Regions from separate parts of the Homo sapiens genome. Here region 1 is linked to region 2. Evidence: chromatin loops called from intact Hi-C (ENCODE). Cell type or tissue: adrenal gland. All regions are shown on one strand. Region 1 overlaps ALPL (alkaline phosphatase, biomineralization associated). Region 2 overlaps RAP1GAP (RAP1 GTPase activating protein).

The links. Hi-C counts contacts between places; a loop is a spot of excess contacts. Peaks named below come from ENCODE experiments on the same cell type or tissue, not always from the same donor. Only the 100,000 strongest peaks of a DNase experiment are listed, where the experiment ranks them.
Region 1: a loop joins it to region 2, with 4 times the contacts of the local background. A loop is called at or near these places in 80 of 110 quality-filtered maps.

The regions. Positions count from the first base shown.
Region 1 is chr1:21,516,222-21,518,721 of GRCh38, forward strand. The region is part of intron 1 of ALPL (alkaline phosphatase, biomineralization associated); the gene reads left to right. Among named protein-coding and RNA genes, the nearest start is that of ALPL, 8.0 kb to the left of the region's middle. In adrenal gland, no CTCF peak of the experiment used is centred here; no DNase peak of the experiment used is centred here.
Region 2 is chr1:21,650,333-21,652,832 of GRCh38, forward strand. The region is part of intron 1 of RAP1GAP (RAP1 GTPase activating protein); the gene reads right to left. Among named protein-coding and RNA genes, the nearest start is that of RAP1GAP, 18 kb to the right of the region's middle. RefSeq lists an enhancer at 790-1,540 and a silencer at 1,530-1,599. In adrenal gland, no CTCF peak of the experiment used is centred here; a DNase peak (open chromatin) is centred at 1,471; H3K4me3 peaks cover 1,111 bases; H3K27ac peaks cover 2,359 bases.

The DNA of each region.
Region 1 (2,500 bases), 130 kb before region 2:
CACCTGTCTCCACCTTGACTTACCTGTCTCTCAGCATACAGGAGTTACTAACTGACCCGTCTGCCGCCATTCTGGTGAGAAAATGTCTCATCTGAGGCCCATTTCCCCTCCTCCACTCCTTCTGAGCCCTTCTATAGCTCCTCTTCTTTCTCTGCCTCATTCCGCTGGTCCCTGCCATGCCACTACTAACTAAAAGTCCATAGACTATAAGCCCAACATGCACGTACTAGGCATGGTGCTCAGTGCCTTGCCTGTAATTACTATTTGGTCCTACAGCAGCGCTGGGTGGCAGGTGCTATTATCCCCACATTACAGATGAGGAAACGGAAACACAAACTCCCCCAGCTGGGAAGTGAGAAGTAGACATGTTTGTTCCCTGCGGTGACCCATCCATCCATTCAAGGCTACTGCTTTCTCCGTAATGCAAATGACATAACCCATCTTCCTAGAAGAGTCAGTTCCCTATTTATCTTAAAACCATCCAATATAGAAATTCATATTCTAGGTCTGTTAGCCTATCAAGATATCAGAGATAAGCAGGTTTCCTCTCAACAGCTTGTCCAAGCCCTTAATCACCTAAGTGATTTTTTTGTGTGTGAAAATGCTGTTTTTTTGCTTTTCCCCATGACCTAATCCTTATACAGATGCTCCTTGATTTACCAAAGGTTTTTGTCCTGGAATTGTAAGTTGAAAAATATCATAAGTAGAAAATGGTTATAACACCTAACCTGTCAAACATGGTAGCTTAGCCTGACTTACCCTAAATGTGTTCAGAACAGTTACATTAGCCTATAGTTGGGCAAATCATCTAACACGAGGCCTATTTCATAATAAAGTGTTGACTATCTCATGTCAATTTCTTGGCTATACTGTATTGAATGTGAAAAACAGAATGGCTGGTTGGGTACTCGAGGTGTGGTTTCCACTGAACACTGTAGCTTTTGCATCATCGTAAAGAAAAAAATCTTAAGTGTAAGTTGGGGACAGTCTGTAATGAACATTTAAGGGCTTACTCTGTGTCAGAAACTGAGCTAATCACTTTGAATGACCTTATTGTATTGAGCTCATAATTCTTTCCATTTTGCAAACAAGGAAACGGAAGCTCAGAGAGATTGAGTAATGTTCTCAAAGTTTGGAAAGTGCAGGTGAGACTCAAATCCAGGGTTGCCCAATCAGATTGGCATCTGGATTCAAATTTGCATGTTTGGAGAAGAGCTCTCAGGGCACCTTGTGGTACACATTTGTTTTTCAGTGAGTGTTTGCAAATGACATGGGGGTGGGAGGCCCCAGGGGGAGGAGACAGAACATAGACACACCTGGTGGGGCACCAGCGTCTGTTCTCCCAGACAGTGTTTCTTAGCCTGTTCACCCCCTCATAGGAAATGACAAGCCTAGAAGGAAGCATCCTGAGAAACCCAGAGGGGCCTGGGTTTGAATCCCAGCCCTGCCATTTCAAGCTGTGTGACCTTCGCCAAGTCCCTTTCCCTCTCTTAGCTTCTGGCTACCCTCCCTACCACGCATGGTTTATTTGAATGAGGCAAGGCCTTAGGATTTTTCGATTTGTGGATGGCGAATAGCCAGCATGTCTCCTTCCTCTCTCCTGCCCTGCACCCACATCAGACATCACTAGTCAACCACTGCTTGCTTTCCTTCCCAGATTCCTTCTAAGTACAGTGCTCCAGACAGCCATTAGCAACTAATATAGAGTTGGCACACAAGATAAAAGGACATCCCAGAACCAGATTAGATTTGGTCATTGTGTGGGTGGGGGTAGGGAAGGGATAGGCCCAGGTGGCACCCAGTTCAGTGTCACGGTGCTCCTTGGTCTTCTTTTCCTTGTCTTTGGAGGAACTAAGCTAGACTGTACCAGGGCCCACCCCAGGTGTGGGGTAGGAACCTTTTATGAGGCACAGAGCTGTGCCCGTGTTCAGTCCCAAGGGAGAGGCAGGTTTCTGGGCCTCATCACTGTCTAGGCTTAAAGTAAGAGTGACGAGAAAGAGGCTGGTTTCAGGTCCTCCTGGAAAGAGTTAGGCCTGCCCCTCTCCACCCTTTGTAATAACATCCATAGTAGTAATAAGAGTTCTCGACACTGACGGACCACTTGTTACGCACCAAGCCACTCTGCGAAATGCTTTGTATACATTTACACATTTAATCCTTATACCAGCCCATTTTTCAGGTGAGGAGAATGACTCAGAGTAATTAGCCTGGGTTTGCCCAGCTGGTAAGTGTCGGAGCTACGATTTGAATTCATATCTGTCAAACCCCGAATAAATAACTCTTATTACTACGATGGATATTATTACAAAGGATGGGGAGGGGCCAGCCTAACTCTTTCCAGGAGGACCTGAAACTGAGCTCTTTCTTTTTTTTATGGTATTCAGAACATCACTTTATAAACTGTTGTCAGATTACCATTTAAACATTAATACCCAAATACAGAATTTAGACAATTACTTTAAATTGTAACTGTACCATCCCCAAGCTCTCAGCTATGAAT
Region 2 (2,500 bases):
CACCCCAACACACGTACCCTGCTCCCTAAGACTTCAGGGGTACCCCAGACTTTGTCTCCCCCAAATCCACCCAGATCCAGCCCCAGGACGCATGTGTGGGTAGCACTCCCGCCCCGCCCAGATTCTCCTACTGCCCTCTGAGGGCACCTTGGTGCCGCTGGGGGCAGGGGCTGAGCAGCTGTTGGGACAACAAACAACTCGCCTCCTGCCCAGAGGTAAGAAGGGGATGAGGAGGGAGCCCAGCCCAACTCTGCCAGCAAGAGGACGTCCTCCGCAGGGCAGGGCTGGGGGCTCCCAGGGACAGCTGATGGGGAAGGCCGACTCTGCAGACAGTGAGGTCAGAGAAGCCAGGACTTGCCCAAGGTCATAGAACAGGACCCAGCCTGTGAGCTGCCCGTGTTGGCTGGCCAGGAAGCTCAGGGCCTAGCCCAGGCTCCTCTCATCACCTGACAGCTAGCAAGACCCCATATGGAAGGGTAGCCTCTGGCCTCCCACCCCACCCCACCCTCTGCTGGGGTCACCTCAGAAGTTGAGCGTCCACAAGGGGAAGGCAGCTTGGACACAATCCCCATAGCTCAGAGAACACTGACCATGCCCACACACAAGCCCCAGCGCTCCACACCCCAAGGTGGGTCCCATGGGTCCCTATGACCACTGGGAGGTAGGGCCTGGTGAAGGTCATGGAGCCGCTTGTCTGGCTGGGCAGGGGCTCTGAGCCCACTCTGTCTAACCCATCGTCCCTCCAATTTGCCAAATCTCCGCAACAGGCATAAATCCCCATCCCACCTCTGCACCCCTTGACCCCAAGATGAACCTGCTGCCACTCTGACCTCCTCCAGGCCTCCAAGCCCAGGCAGCCAGTGGCCCAGGGAGGAGGAGGTTCCTGAGAGCCAGGATGCAGGAAGGAGGGCAGCCTGGTGCCCAGGGTGGGCAGGACCTGCTAAGGGCTTCTAGAGTCCCTTTATCCAGAGCGTCACTGAGGGGCCCAACAGCTGCAGAGGCAAAGTGGGAGGTCCAGCAGAACCTCCCCCTGACCTGCCTGCCCCTACTCCCACATACCTATACATGTGAGCAGTTGCGCACACACGCATGCACACACACGCGCGCACACACAGGCGGAGTAGCCCCGCAGCCCCAGTCACATGCATAAGCGCCACTATCATGTGCTTAGACACAAACACAGCAATGTCCACCCTGCACTCACCTCCCCACACATGCACATGGACACGCAATGGGAACACACACAGACACAGAAACAGAAACACACACACACAGGCGCCACAGCACGACAGCCATGCGCGCACTGAGGTCAAACGCTCAGCCCCCACAGCAGTCATAGCCCAGGCCCACCCGCCCAAACGCGAGCACACCCCGCACGGGCTCCCCCCCACGCGTGCACACGCACACGCGCGCACGCGCCCCGCCCCGCGCCGCGCCACGCCCTACCCGCCGTAGGCCCCGAAGGTGAAGCTGCGCTTCCGGCCGCTCATGGTGCCGCCGCCGCCGCCCGGCCCGGCCCGCGCGAGCCGGAGCCGCCTTCCCGCGCCCGGGTCACCTTGGCAACGCGGCCGCCCCGCCCCCGCCCCCGCCCCAGCTCGGATACGTCCGCGCCCCAGCGGGCCGCGGTCCAGCTGCCGGGGGCCGCCGGCGCAGAAAGGGCCGCTTGTTCGCGCCGCCCTGGGCCGGCCGGGCGGGGGCTTCGCGGGACTTTCCGAGCCGGGCCCAGCCGGGCGGGGATTGCGGGGCCCGGGGCCCGGGGCAGCCCCTCCCCCACCCCCTTCCCGGCCGCCGCCCCCCGTCCAGGCCGCAGACCCTCTGTTGGAGGGACGCCCTCCTCCCGCCCCCTCGAGCCGCCGCGCTCCTCGGCGGATCCGTCCCCATCATCACGAGCTGGGAGCTCCCTCCCAGAAGCCTGGGTCTGCACGGCGGGCATGTCCCGCCCCTCCCTGTCCCTCGACTTTCTCATCTGTAAAGTGGGATTCCTCCCGCCGGCCTCCTAGGACCTGGGGATGACGAAATGAGTTCACGCACGTAAAGCGCTCGGCCCAGGCCCTGGCGTACAGCAGATGCTTAATAAATGCCGGGTACAAGAGTTCCGCAGGGGGACAGCGTTCTACCCTTCCCGCGAACGAATGAGTGAATGAACAGAGCCTCCAATAGCCCCTCCTTGCCCACCTGTCTCCCCTTCTCCCAGGAGTCCCCTTCCCCTTTGCCCTGGTGAGGAGGAAGAGCAAAGGGGAGGAGTGGAGACGCCCCCCTCCACTCCCCTCTTGAAAAGTCATGCAGTCCAGGTCCCAACCTTTAGAGGGAACTGGGCTCTGAGTTCTGCAGCAGGTACTCATTCGCTCACTAAACACTCCAAGTCGCTCTTCTGCACCCAGCTCGCCCAGAGCTCACAGTCCAGCGCTCTTCCTCAGAGTAAGCTGTTTCCCCCACCCAAGTGGAGCTGTGTCAGCAGACACCGGGTTACTAGCCCTGACCCCAGAGCACACTGCCCTCC